Regions from separate parts of the Homo sapiens genome. Here region 1 is linked to region 2. A link is a loop called in an ENCODE intact Hi-C map of the cell type or tissue named here. Cell type or tissue: Caco-2. All regions are shown on one strand. Each heading gives the region's core, and the rest is flanking DNA. Links, peaks and the distances in the headings are about the cores only.

The links. Hi-C counts contacts between places; a loop is a spot of excess contacts. Peaks named below come from ENCODE experiments on the same cell type or tissue, not always from the same donor. Only the 100,000 strongest peaks of a DNase experiment are listed, where the experiment ranks them.
Region 1: it touches region 2 in a loop (4-fold over the local background); 2 of 110 quality-filtered maps call a loop at or near these places.

Annotation. Positions count from the first base shown.
Region 1 is chr3:182,208,358-182,216,074 of GRCh38, forward strand. No RefSeq gene overlaps it. Among named protein-coding and RNA genes, the nearest start is that of LINC01206, 260 kb to the left of the region's middle. RefSeq lists enhancers at 3,921-5,120, 4,024-4,525. In Caco-2, for the core only: no CTCF peak of the experiment used is centred there; a DNase peak (open chromatin) is centred at 4,324.
Region 2 is chr3:182,144,026-182,151,742 of GRCh38, forward strand. It overlaps LOC105374243 (a long non-coding RNA gene), which reads right to left. Exons shown (of 6, transcript XR_924758.2): 6 at 5,500-5,580. Among named protein-coding and RNA genes, the nearest start is that of LINC01206, 200 kb to the left of the region's middle. In Caco-2, for the core only: no CTCF peak of the experiment used is centred there; a DNase peak (open chromatin) is centred at 4,436.

The DNA.
Region 1 (7,717 bases), core at 2,408-6,407, 64 kb after region 2:
CGCTTTCCCTGCTTGTGGCCTCCATAGGACACACACATGGATGCCAGGAGATGGAGCAGAGTGGCAAGTTTGGGAGGATGCTAATAAGAGGGGAGAAATTCCATACTGGAAATAAGCTGAGCTAGGAGGGGCTGGGCAGGCATTACCAGAGAAGCCTGTTCATGTCAGGGACTTTGCTCTGTGCAGGCAGGCACACATGGTGGGTCACGAGGCGCTCCCTCAGCCTTGGAACCCTCCACGTCTCTCATGGCCCTAGGAAAGACCTAGGCTCAACACAAACTGAAATAAAAATGTAAGGCCCCGTCATGGGATCTCTGGGGCTATGATGGTGGACCAGCAGCCTACACAGCAATAGGTGGCTCTGATATCCTATATTCACACCTCCCATAGATAGTACTGTCAGTGATTCGTGATATTGTATATATTGATGCACACACATTTTCATATACATGTTAGAGATAAGAGTGGTTGACATCACTAGAAGACAGCTTGTTTATAAAACAACATCCTTCTGATAAATTTTTGAGGTAAAAACTGGCTTTGGGAGTAGAATTTATTATTTCTATTGTTAAATCCGAATAATGTTAATTTTTCTTGCTAAAGTACTTAAGTGCCCTTATTTTGTTTTTACTAGGCATATTTTGTTGTTGTTGTTGTTGTTGTCATTTTTGAGACAGAGTCTCGCTTTGTCACCCAGGCTGGAGTGCGGTAGTGTGATCTCGGCTCACTGTAACCTCCCCTCCCAGGTTCAAGCAATTCTCCTGCCTCAGCCTCCCCAGTAGCTGGGACTACAGGCGTGTGCCACCACATCCAGCTAATTTTTGTATTTTTAGTAGAGATGGGGTTTCACTATGTTGGCCAGACTGCTCTCGAACTCCTGACCTCAAATGATCTGGCTGTCTTGGCCTCCCAAAATGCTGGGTACAGACGTGAGCCACTGCACCTGGCCTGTTGTTGTTTTTAAAGGAGTAGGAGTTGATTTTGTAAAAGAGCTATTAATGGTGTCCTTCATATTAAATGATGATTGTTTGATGCCTTAGATCTCAGAAAATTTAGTTTAATAATCCAACTTAACACCTCACATCATAAGGTGAGAATGTTTAAGTCATTTGCATAAGTGCCCAGTGAAGCAGTGGTGGGAACTCCTGACCAGCACAATGCTGGCTGGGTGTTATGGCAGAGCAATGGCTGTGAAGAAAGCATGACCGAAGAGTGCTTTTCTCCTCCTCTTTCTCTTCCTCCTTTGCTTTATTCTTATTCTCCAAGAAAAGTGAAGCACTAGACTTTTATTTTCTAAATAAAATTTTTATTTTAGAATAGTTCTAGATTTACAGAAATATTGCAAAGATAAGAGAGTTTCCATACACCCCACACCATTATTAACATCTTACATTAGTACATACAGTTGTCACAATTAATCAACCAATACTGATACATTGTTATTAACTAAAGCCCACACTTTACTCAGATTTCCATAGTTTTTGTTTTGTTTTGTTTTTTTGTTTTTCTTTTTGAGATGGAGTTCGCTCTTGTTGCCCAGGCTAGAGTGCAATGGTGTGATCTCGGCTCACCACAACCCCCACCTCCCCGGTTCAAGTGATTCTTCTGCTCCAGCCTCCCGAGTAGCTGGGATTACAGGCATGCACCACCACGCCAGGCTAATTTTGTATTTTTAGTAGAGACGGGGTTTCTCCATGTTGGTCAGGCTGGCCTCGAACTCCCAAACCTCAGGTGATCCACCTGCCTCGGCCCCCCAAAGTGCTGGGATTACAGGTGTAAGCCACCACGCCCGGCCCAGATTTCCATAGTTTTTACCGAATGTCTGTTTTCTTTTCCAGGATCCCATCAGGGATACCATATTATATTTGTTGGTCATGTCTCCTGAGGCTCCCATTGGTTGTGATAGTTTCTCGGAATTCTTTATTTTTGAAGACCTTAACAGTTTTGAGGAATACTGCTCAGATATTTTATTGAATGCCCCTCAATAGAGATAAGGTTTATCTGATGTTTTCTCATAATTAGAATGTAATTGTGAGGGGAGGGAAACCACAGAAGTAAAGTGAAATTCTCTTCACATAATGCATCTTCATTTTTAACATAAGTAAAACACCTGGCACATTGGGTACATAGTAAGTACTCACTAAATGTAAAAACTGTCAATAAATGTCAGATTCTTCCTCTCCTCCCTTTCCTAGGCCAGTTGGGTAACTGAAATTTGTATATGAAATGTCTTTACCATGCGTCAGTTCCTCTCCTCTAGGAAAGGTGAGAACCAGAGAGAAGGCAGGCTTGACCCCACTGTGTGCTCCCAAAAGGTAATCTCTGTGGCATGTGACAACAGGCTGGCTCTTTGCTGTGTGTTCTGGTTGGGTTTGGTCTGTGGGGCAGTAGCAGGAGTTCAGAGGGCAGGAGGAGAGTGAGATGGGGTATTTGCTCTGAGCTGACTCCCCCCTACGTTTGGTTGACATGGGCTGGCTGCCTCCCCCAATGCAGGCCCTTGCATGCAGCCCTGTTCACAGCAGCAGCCCTCCCTGGTTCTTGCCCCTGCTCCTCTCCTTGCGCCCCTTCAGGCTGAGGGGCATGATGGTGCCTCCATGCTGCCTATCCAGGGATTTGCACTTTCTGTTATTGGTTTCCACAAATCCTGCTTATAACCCTGTAAACTGTTTCTTTATTTAACTCTCCTCAATTACCCATTTTGTGTCACTCTCTCACCAGGGTCTTGACCGATAATGTCCCCTATATAAATTTGGATACAGAAGAATTGAAAGGGGCTTCTAACAGGTCAGGTAGTCAAATAGCATCTATTGAATTGTGACCTAATAGGATGGTTTCATATGTTTAGAGGATGAATCACTGTAGCAGAAACTTCTATGCTACTGTTCTCTGTCTTTCTAACGCTCTTCAGAATGACCTTTGCAGGCTTTCCATTTATTTTAATGATGCTACCATTACACAAAATATTTTTGGAATTCTAGAATCCCTGCTTGAAAATTATATTTAGAGACAGTTTAACTTATAGTGATCTTACCAAACTTGATTCCTCCTCTCTTCACCAACCTGAGTTTTGAATCACTTTCAACTATTTCCAAAATCAAATTCAACTTCAAAGAGTGAAGCTTTTACTGGTGATATTTAGACCAACAAGGCATAGTTTCCACAAGAATTTTTTTAGAAATGAAAGAAAAGAGAGAGTTCTGGAAGTGTTAAGCCACAGCAAAATTTGAAATAAGTATAGAGCATACATAGGTGGCTACTTTAAGATGGACTGGATTCATTTACATGCATAGATTCTTCTGTGTTTTTTAAAAATTTGTCATTAGACCATAATAACATAGTGTTTTATAATTCAGGTTCTAAGGTCAGACTGTCTGGATTTAAATGCCGGCTTCATCATGTATTATCTGTGTGTGACCTTAGGCAAGCTGGCTAACCTCTCTCTGCCTGGAGTTTCTCATCTGTAAAATGCAGACAATAAGAGTACCAATGTTGTAGGGTGTTCTAATAATTAAATAAATTAGTATTTGTAAAGCATTTTACATTGTGCTAGAACATAGGAGGAAATCAATTATTAGCTATTGCATCATAGGTCTTGATTAATGACCATTAATTTTCAGCAAATTGGCGCTGTAACTATATTTTTATATTCTTAAATCTTACTAATTTAGTTGATGGTTGTTATCTTCATTAGGCACTACTAAGATGTAAAAGCAAGATTTGTTCAGAGATGAATAAAGTGAAGAAATATATTTATATTTACTTTTTTGTTTTTACAACCAAAAATTGAGTGTCCTTTGAAAAGAAAAAAGTCTCTGAAGGCTAAGGTTTCTGACAACATTCAACTAAATAAGCCCCAAGGCTGGGAAAGGAATTAGAGTGGGCTAATTCACCAACTGTTATGGACCTCAGTCCCTCACATATATCCAAGCACAGAGAGAAAAGTGAGAAATATCATTACCAAGTGTATATGTTACAGTAAAATGACATACATAGAATTTTTTTTTCTAAATGTTTCAAATAAACACAACATTTTCTAATTATTCAATGACAGGTTTTACCTTTAAATTTCTAAGCTGTAGCACACTCCTGGGCTATAAGTAAATATGCACACACACACACACACATACACACACATATTTTTAACTATTATACAGTCAAATTAAGTTGGCTGGAACTACTGAGTAATCCCATGAATTAATGAGGTAAACATTTGCCCCCACTGGGATGTGGAAGACTTCCAGGACTCCCAAGCTTACACCTGCAGAAACCGATGATTCACCTCTGAGTCACTCGGCAAACGTTAGCAAGGAGAAGCCAGCTGGGATACAGGGGATGCACTTGGCTGCTGGCTCTCTCTCGCTCTCCTGGAATAATGACATTAATGACACTTCCAAACAGCTCACCCAGTCACAAAGTGGGAGATTACAAAATCCATGTGGCAGCTGATTTCCTAATAGGAGGCATTAAACAGGACATTGCATGTTTTATGGGCTAGGGTTGATTAGACTATAAGACTTAAAATATGTAGCTAAAGTGGTTGAAAAATAGGCCTTGGAAGTTCAGATCAAAGCATTACAGAGGGGTGATTAGATAAATAAAAAGTTTAAGCCTAACTGAGCAAATAATTGCACATCCCCTGAAAAGCTCAGTTCACAGGGATTGATCAAATGTGAGTCACCCCAGGCACAGATGTCTTTCTAAGAATATTTCTTTTAATTTTTTTAATGTACATCAAAAGAAAAAAAAATCTGGGCACTGACCAGCAAATACTCCTGTTTGTATAAGAAAAGCCTCTTTAAGATACTGACAAATATATATATATATATTCCTCATTGTTTAAATAGGCCATTTTTTTTCCTTTCTCTTCCTTCTCAGTCTATAGTAAAAGGTTTTACCTGTTTTAACACAGATTGAGAGCTCATCTAAGAAAATTCTAAAATATTTCTGGAGTCTTATCTTGTCCATTATTATATAGAAGTTAGATTCAGGTTTATGTTAAAAGCATGTACTGATATTTTTTTCCTAAAGAAAAATATACCACTGGAGAGACTTATCTTCATCTAGTTAAAAAACAAAAACATTTGCTAAGCTTATTTGTGCATTGGTATGTGCCAGACAGAACTTATCTCATTTAATCCCCATGAAAATGCTCAAAGGCAGGTTTTCATATTTCTGTTTTATATGTGATGAAATGGAAGCACACTTACAGATTAAATAACCTGTCCAAAATTGCAAGGCTGGGAATTGGCAACGCGGAGCATGAGCCAAGACCTAACAGTGGGCTTTTCCCGCCTAAGATCACTTCTTACAGTCATTCTCTAGCGTCCACAAATCTGCAGTACTACCTAGATTTCAAACATTTCTATGAGCTGATCTTCACTGCTTTTTTTGAGGCAAGACCCCAGTATTATTTCTTATTTTGCAAAAAACAATCTGACGTAGAGATCACGGCTTTCCAAAAACTACATAATAATACCAGACAGATGAACACGTTGATGTGCACTCACAGCCATTAGGTTTCAAGTCTGTGATTTGGCCATCAGCCCCTGTGGCCGGGTGACCAGGCAAAATATTTTGGTAGCTGGATTTCTTGGTGAGCTCTTGTCCCTGCCCCAGAATCAGCAGTTTCTTTGGGAGCAACATTTGTCTTATTATAATAAACCCAAGAAAATGGTGATCAGAATTATTATTGATGATATTTGACAACTTATTTACATACCACTCATAGCTAACACTCTTTTTTTGGTATTAACACTTCATTTGTTAGAAATTTTTTACTCAGAAGTTTTAACAATGTTAAAAACCAGAATTTTGATAATTCATTCCACCAAATCAAAGAAAATAAACATGTCTGCTTTCACATATGTTACCATGAAGATTTGTCAAGAAATATCTAAATAACCTCAAGAAAAATTAGGGGAAAAAATAAACATATTTTGAAAACGTAATTGTGGGGCAATTCCTTTCTCTTTTTTCATTTTTATTATTATAAAATATCTAAAACAGAACCATGTACCTTTAACTCATACCAAATCAATAACAGATATCATCTTTCAATTTTCTGCCTTACCTACCTCTTGGCTTAATATGTTCTGTACATTGCTTCCCATTCACAGAAAGGGTGCAGGGCTGGGTTTTGTTTGTTTGTTTGTTTGTTTGTTTGTGCAGAGATGATCATAGATTGAGCTACATGTATGCAACAGTTTTGACAAGGAACCAGAGAAGTAGCTGGCCAGCCGCCTGTGGTACATGCGGTCTCACTCATATGAGCTGGCTTTCTACCAATTTCTAGAACTGGAAATACTCAAAGACAGAGCAGATCAGTGGAGACAAGCAGAATGTAGGTTGGTGTTCCTTGTAGGGCTGCACCCCAAAAGAACAAGCAGAGGAATCAGGTGAAGAGGGAAGCAGGCCGATAAAGGATGAGAGACACACAGAGATGAGGGGGATCGTGCAGCCTCGTGGAAAGAAATGTTTTCTTGATTACCGACTACCTTCTAGGTGCCTGTTCTATGAGACCTGCCCATAATTCCCACCTATGGGTCCAATGACATTTCCTGTATTTTCACACTAACAGCACCCAGGAATACCTTGATTTTTCTACTTGAAAGCTAGTTTGGGTTCTAACACTCTTTCTGAAGTTTGTTTACTCAAATATTTCTGCAACAGGTTGTTGCTTTATATTTCAATTTCCCCTCAGACAGAAAGGGGCAGGGAAACAGCTTAGCACACAGAAACTTTGAGAAAGTTGCTAAGCTCCCTGAGCCTCAGTTTCTTCACTGCTAAAATGGTATTAGCTCATAGGGTATTGTCTTAGTTCACTTCGGCTGCTGCAACAAAACACCACAGACTGGGTTGCTTAAACAACAAAAATTTATTTCTCACAGATCTGGAGGCTTGAAGTCCAAGATCAAAGTACTGGCCACTTCAGTCCCTGGTGAGTTCTGTCTTCTTCCTAGCTTGCACATGGCCATCTTCCTGCTGTATCCTCACATGGCAGGACAGAGAGGAGAGAGAGAGAGCGAGCTCTGGTCTCATTTTATAAGGGCACCAATCTCATCGTGAGGGCATCATGTAAACCTTATTACCTCCCAGAGGCCCTGCCTCTTTATACCATTGCATTGGGAGTTAGGGCATTGACATGGGAATTTGGGGGAGGACATAAACAGTCAGACCATAACAGGTACCACCAGTAAAGCAACTGGCAAGAGCTCCATAAATGTTAGTCATTATTACTGTCACTCAGATACCAAACTTAAGGAAACAGATGATATGACAATAAAGAGCGTCTGTTTACCCATCTTGACAAATATCAAGAGACAAGCATTTATTGTGCCAGATGCTGAAAGACACAAATAAGAATAAGGCAAAGTTGCTTCCCCTCAAGGAGCCCCTGGTCTCCTGTGCTCTTTGGAAGACTCTGCTCCAGAAGACATCCTGCTCTCCTTGAGGACCACCCTCTGTTTTGCAGGGAAGGTGACTAGCTATGGAAAAACATCCATGACAGGCCTGGAACACACACCTGTTGCACAACTATAAAAGCCATTAGACAGAAGTCATTAGACAAGCATTCAAATTCCAGTTGTTGTAGTTACTGCCTGTGACTTTGGCCAAGTCACTTAACCTTGTTCAGTTCAGCTTTCTTCTCTATGGAATAGGAATAATATTTATTCATTTTTTACTTTAAAATGTTCATGTTTTTATTACTATTGCATCA
Region 2 (7,717 bases), core at 2,245-6,244:
AAGTAAATTATAATGGGCCAAAAACTAAATATATGTAAGTTGAAAAAAAGATACCATAGACAAAGTGCTAACAGTGCAATTTTTTTTTTCTCTCAGTTAAGCCAACTAACACAACCCCAAATTTGGTCTTAAGGAAATTTTAGGAATTCTCATAATTTTAACAATTGTGAATGTGCAGAGGAATTCCCACATAACACAGGCAACTCGTATATCTTTGGCCTCCAGTTACCACTTCAACTGTGGATGGACATTCAAATGTGGATGACCCACTAGCTCCTTCTAAACCTGTCATTTCCTCTGCCCCTTTCCCTTGAACTAGCTTCTCTGATCTAGTCACAAATTCTGTGAACAGTTCTAAGAGTCCATTGGAGGAACTGGTATCATATCTGTGGTAACTAAATATTGCATCAATGTCATGCCATTGTGTTCTTTTTAACAGAGTCTGTTTTAATAGAGTCTATTTTATTGACTGCATAACTAAATATGATTTTGACTTTACACCTTTATGTGGCTTCTCATACAAATAAATTCAAACCCAGAGCAATTTACTGGGGGGAGCACAGAAGCATTCTCAGATGGCTTAAAAATTGCTACTAAATGTTACTAAAATGTTACTAAAAGCCTCTGTCTAAAGATTTTTTTTTTCTGATTTGTCATATTGCCTAAAATTCCACAATGGAAGATAAATTCCTTTTTGTTTTTGGTCCTCAAAGTCCCTATGTTAAAGCAACAATCTCTGAGTTGGGACTTTGTATCATCTGGAGATACAGAAGTTTCTGGGAGAGAGAAAGATGTTGGAAAACAAGGTGCAAAGGGGCCAAAGAAATTCTGGAACCTCACTTGGCACCTATTCCCCATTTCATCCTTCCTCTGCAGTCCCACTGTTGCTTCCTTAAAACAACAAGTTATCATCCCTATCATCAACATTTTCATGTCTCTAAACAGGGTCTTGGAATCCTTTATCAGCCTACTCCAGTTTACCCTCATGCTGCTGCAAAACTAATCTTCGCATAGCTTGGTTTAGGTCACTACCCTACTTAAAAACCTTTTGGGCTGTCTTTTGCTTTCCAAAGACATGCATTCATCCAGCTGGGCATTTGAGGACCTTTGTGATCTGACTGTAATCTGTCGTTCTGGCCTCAGCTCATGCTTCTTCCACTCAACGCTCTCTGTACTTCAACCACAGTATGGTATTTGATTTTCTAGCATGATCATGTCTACTCACCTTCATGCCATTGTTCATGCTATTCTCATCAAGTGCCTTCTTCCCTCTCCTAACCTCCTAACCACCCAATAAGTGCATGACAAATATCTTCTAATTTAAACATTGTTTAAAATGATGTTACCCTGCTTTGATGAGGTATAGGGAAGTGTGCAATTTCTTGTCCTGTGCAGGGAATGGAGATTGTTAGAGACCTTCCAGGGCAGAGCTTGATCGTTTCTATCAAATGCCTGATAATTGTACCCACTGTGTAATGCAATTACACATCTAGAATATTTTTCCTAAAGATATGGAAATAAATATTTGGCAAGAAGGATATTCATCATAGCATTGTATACAGTAGCAAAAATTTTGCAACAACCTTCATGCTCCTGAATGAAAACTTAGTTTAATAAGTAATACAACCAGAAATGGGATAATCTTTAGCCATTACAAGTAGTTTTACAAACTGATGTTTAATAGTACAATATTCATGATAAATTATTGAGTAACAGAAAAGATATCAAAATACTATCGATAATAGGATAATTCAGTATATCTATCTATCTATGAAGAAACCTGGAAAGAAATGACCAAAGTGTTCATAGAGCTTATCTCTGCGATTATGGGTGATAGTTTTTTATTTTATTTTTTCCTATTTGTAAAAGTGAATATGGCTATCCAGTCATGAAAAGACATGGAGGAACCTTCACTGAATATTGCTAAGTGAAAGAAGTCAGTCGGAAAAGGCTATGTACTGTGAGATTCCAACTATATAACATTCTGGAAAAAGCAAAACTATGAAGAAAGTAAAAAGATCAGTGGTTGCCAGAAGTCCAGGGAAAGAGATGGAGGGATGAATAGTGGAGCAACAGAAGTTTCAGGGCATTGAAGCTGTTCTGTATTATACTGTAATGATGGGCACATGACACTGTGCATTTGTCAAAACTCATAAAACCGTACAACACAGAGAAACTCTAATATAGACTATGGGCTTTAATTAATAACAATGTATCAAGATTGATTCATCAATTGTAACAAATGTCTTACACTAATGTGAGCCGTTATTAATAGGGAAACTCTATGGGGACGAGGGGGAGGCAAGAGCTGTATACGAACTTTCTACTATCTGCTCAATTTTCTGTAAACCTAAAACTACTCTAAAAAATAAAGTCTATTAATTTATCAAAGATGAACATGGTATTCTCTTACACTAAGAAGAACAGTATTCTCAAAATAATTTCAGACATTCCTTCAGAGCTCAATTTAAGTGTGTACTTTTTCATTAAGTTTTCCTCATTTTTCAAAGCATATGCTCTCTCTGTAGCTGATGGAATGTAGCACCTGCACCTATAGCCCACACACAGCCCGCCACTCAGTGTTCGGAATGTCACTCCTCCTGAGGGCAGGAACTGTGCCAGATCCTTGTCCCCTTAAGCCCAGAACAATGCCTGTCATAGTGAAGACCAACAGGAAACACTCAGGCAAAGGTGCAGACAGACATATGAACACATGAAAAAGGCAGAAATTTTAAAAAGTATATATAACAAACTATATATGCAATGAATGTTATAATAAGTTGACTTCTTAAGTTTTGGAAATATTAATTCAGCCTTGAAAAGAGCTATTAATACTAATCTATTTGTGTAAGACTGATAATAATTTAGGCCATTTGAGGGAAAAAAAATAGTATCCATGTCGTTGATCTTCTCTTCTATATCTTTATTAGGTGATATCAGTTGAAAATGTCAGCATTTTAGAGCATGGATAACCAGCGATATCTCACCAAATACATGGTTCTTTTTTTATTAGCACTATCTTGCTGTAGCTGCCATGAACAGTTTTTTTTTCTTTTTCCGTGAGATATACAGTTTAATGCTTTCAACATGCATAAAGTAATAAAAAATTTAACCTTTTAGAATTATTTGAAAAGTTACAGTTAAAGAGATTAAAAAGTCTCATCTTTATTCTTCTCTTACTTTTTGGATTCCAGTGGCATTGTATAAATACTCCTTGACCCATCCATATCACTTCTAGAAGTTATACACAAAGAATCTGAGTTGGTTTTTTTTTTTTTTTTTTTTTTTTTCAGACAGAGTCTTGCTCTGTTGCCCAGGCTGGAGTGCAGTGGCTCCATCTCGGCTCCCTGTAACCTCTGCCCCCTGGGTTCAAGCAATTCTCCTGCCTCAGCCTCCCAAGTAGCTGGGATTACAGGCACCTGCCACCGCGCCCAGCTAATTTTTTTTTTTTTTTTTTTTTTTTAGTAGAGATAGGGTTTCACCATCTTGGCCAGGCTGGTCTCGAACTCCTGAGCTCATGTGATCCACCCGCCTTGGCCTCCCAAAGTGCTGGGATTACAGGAGTGAGCCACTGCGCCCAGCCAGAATCTGAGTTTTATAGAAGGGAGTAGCAGTGAGAAATACAATGCAAGAAATAACTTCCTGTTGTGCTTTTTAAAAAAGAATATATAATATATACCAGGGTCCTTAATGTATTTCATTTCAACAAGAAATGACATATTATTGAATGCCTTATTTCTTTGGTTCCTTCTATCACAATTAATTGATATACTCTTAAACACAAGGTATATAGCGTTAGCTGTAAAGACGGTCCAGTATTTTGGAGTCTTTTCATTATTTTGCTTCTAGTATCACTTTAAGTCTCTGGTGTCTTACCTCTACAGAGACCTGGCATTTCTTTGTGTTGGAGAGGCAATTTAATCCATTTTTACTGTCTGCAAACAGACTTTCAAACAAAATCTCAAACTCTTTGAATGTGCCCCAAGGATTCCACCAAACTATAATCCTCTACTCTCTTCTGGGGCTGTGAAGGGTGGTGACAGGAATAGAGCTGGCACCAACTAGGAAGCCTCATTAGTGTTTGTGATTTTGATTTTTTTGTTACCATTCTGCTCTGTGGCCTTTTAAAAGCTGGAGCAATAAGTACCCTCACATCTCACTGCACCCCTCCCTGTAGCTCCACCAAATCCAAACCACTTGGAATGATCTGGAGAAGCCTCTCCAGACTGTGGAGGAAGCCCACCAGGTGTGCTTTTTCTCATGGAGTTGGGTTGGGGGGTGCCAATTTTAAATAGCTAAGTGTTCAGCATCTGGTTGTTGACAACTTGAGTGGGCAGCAGTAAGCCATCCTTGTCAGGGGAATATCATTCAGAGTTCTAGATGGCTGTGACTACTTCCGGACATGGAGAGGTGAGACACGTGTGCCATGCCAAAGAAGCAAAGGTTGGCTAAAGATAACCTAGAAAGGAGAGATCAAAGAAAAAAATAATCCTGACATTTTTTTTTCTCTGCGGAAAGTTTACTTAATGATTGGGAAGACAGTGCATTCTAAAGTCAGTCTCTTGAAAAGAATGAGATGGGTGGAGTGGATGAAACCACAGGTAAACAACATGTGACAAGTGACTGCCATGTGCCAGGCAAGTGATCTCATTTAAGCATTACAACCATCCAGGCATTATTATTTTCATTTTACAGATGAAGGAACTGAGGTTCAGAAAGATTAAGTAGCTTCAACAGCCTTTGTTCCAATCAAGCTTGTCTGAGTCCAAAATGCCTGGTCTTAGCTGTGGCACAGGCTGACTTTGAGGAAGAGCTTGCAAAGACTTACTGTGGTAAGCTCTAAGCTCTAAGATACCTCCCACCTCTCCAAATATCTTGTAACCCACCCCTTCTCTGTTGAATTTATGATTAACTATTAGTTTTAAATGTAGGTAAAATTTTAACATTATCCAAAATGTATATATTTATGGGTACAACTTAATCCCTTGAGTTTGTGGGAAAAGTCTTAGTAATACATATATGAATTTATGCATTAAGAGATGTATCTTGGGACAAACTTGTCTCCACTTATGAAGAAAAGTATAACAAAAGCATTGCTCAAATAAATCTTTACAGCCCAACTAAATCTTCTAGTAGATGCATAAAACTCTCATTTGTTAATGCTTAAGCTTAGTTGGCTAAGACTGACCTTTTTATCATAGCCACCTCTAGCACAAGCATGTTACCCAAAAAATCAGGACAGCAGAAGTCACCAAAAAGGAAGAGGATCTTAATATATGGAAAGAGCAGAGCAGAGATTTCACATCAGCCTGTCTTGGTGTGAATCCTGCTGAGTACATAACCAGTAATTTATCTCTCTGAGCTTCACTCAGGTGTATGCATGTGAGAATACAATGACACCGCCTACCTGCACTTTTTATTTATTTTTTTGTTTATCAGTGGAGGGGCCATTTTGGTGAGTCTATGGACTGGTGCAAATACATGATTTTCACAATCAAGAATTGGACACTTAGAAGTTTTAGCAGATATGATAATGTTGGTTTGAATTACCCTTCACTTTTTATGTGTCAACTTCTGTATCTGTAAAATAGGAGATAAATATGTTATAGTGATACTGTAAGTGTTAAAAGACAAAAGTATAGAAAAATGCTTCACTATCATTCATGATTCAAATCAGAGGAACTCATCTGTGCATCCTTAATCATTCAGGTGGGTAGAAGTACTAATGCCGGATTCTAATCCTTTGAAAAGAATGACACTGGATCTATGTAAACAGTAGCACGACCACGAAATAGGCTGTCTAGTTAGTCATAAGCCCAAGCAGTTTAGGTAGATATTTATAAAGAGCTCATATTAGCCTATTTCAATTACTTTCCTCAAATTTTAAGCTCTTTTACATCAGCCCCTTTCAGGAGTTTATGGGAAATTTTCACCTACATTATAGGTGTACATATAGGATGTTTTAGGGGAGATATATGCTATTGTAGTTTTTCAGGACCCTATGTCTCATATATAGAAATAATAACCCTAACATTCAATGAGTGCTTACTATATGCCAAGCATTATCTTAACCACTTGATGTGGACTGTCTCAATTAATCCTCAGCACCATTTTCCAGATGGGCAGCTGAGACACAGGGGACTAAGGAACATGTTTAGCTTTGCTGTCTAAAGCCATAGGATGACAAAGTCGTGGAGCTGAAGTGTGAACCAACAAACTGTAAACCTAAGCCTTCATTTTTAGCCACTGCTCTGTATAGCCTCCCAGGAAACTTCAGTAAATAAAAGTTAAATAAATAAATTAATAGATACAGTTGTTTGTATCTGGGAAAAGAAACCTTCTTTTTTTTAAACTCCTCTTTCTTTTCTTCTTAAAAACTGTAAAAAAAATTATTTATTTATTTATTTATAATACTTTAAGTTCTGGGATACATGTGCAGAACATGCAGGTTTGTAACATAGGTATGCATGTGCCTTGGTGGTTTGCTGCATCCATCAACCCGTCATCTACATTAGGTATTTCTCCTAATGCTCTCCCTCCCCCACCTCTACCCCTGACAGGCCCCAGTGTGTGATGTTCCCCTCCCTGTGTTCATGTGTTCTCCTTGTTCGACTCCCACTTATGAGTGAGAACATGTGGTGTTTGGTTTTCTGTCCCTGTGTTAGTTTGCTGAGAATGAAGGTTTCCAGCTTCATCCATGTCCCTGTAAAGGACATGGACTCATCCTTTTTTATGGCTGCATAGTATTCTGTGGTATATATACGTGCCACATTTTCTTTATGCAATCTGTCATTGATGGGTATTTGGGTTGGTTCCAAGTCTTTGCTATTGTGAATAGTGCTGCAACAAACATATGTGTGCATGTGTCTTTATAGTAGAATGATTTATAATCCTTTGGGTATATACTCAGTAATGAGATTATTGCTGGGTCAAATGATATTTCTGGTTCTAGATCCTTGAGGAATCACCACACTGTCTTCCATAATGGTTGAACTAATTTACACTCCCACCAACAGTGTAAAAGCATTCCTATTTGTCCATATCCTCTCCAGCATCTGTTGTTTCCTGACTTTTTAATGATCACCATTCTAACTGGCCTGAGATGGTATCTCACTGTGGTTTTGATTTGCATTTCTCTAATGACCAGCATTGATGAGCTTTTTTTCATATGTTTGTTGGCCACATAAATATCTTCTTTTGAGAAGTGTCTGTTCATATCCCTTGCCCACTTTTTGATGGGGCCGTTTTTTTTTTCTTGTAAATTTGTTTAACTTCCTTGTAGGTTCTGGATATTAGCCCTTTATTAGATGGATAGATTGCAAAAATTTTCTTCCATTCTGTAGGTTGGCTGTTCACTCTGATGATAGTTTCTTTTGCTGTGCAAAAGCTCTTTAATTTAATTAGATCCCATTTGTCAATTTTGGATTTCGTTGTCGTTGCTTTTGGTGTTTTAATCACGAAGGCTTTGCCCATGCCTGTGTCCTGAATGGTATTGCCTAGGTTTTCTTCTAGGGTTTTTATGGTTTTAGGTCTTATGTTTAAGTCATTAATCCATCTGAAGTTAATTTTTGTATAAGGTGTAAGGAAGGGATCCAGTTTCAGTTTTCTGCATATGGCTAGCCAGTTTTCCCAACACCATTTATTAAATAGGGAATCCTTTCTTCTTCCTGGTTGAGTCTTGGGAGGGTGTATGTGTCCAGGAATTTATCCATTTCTT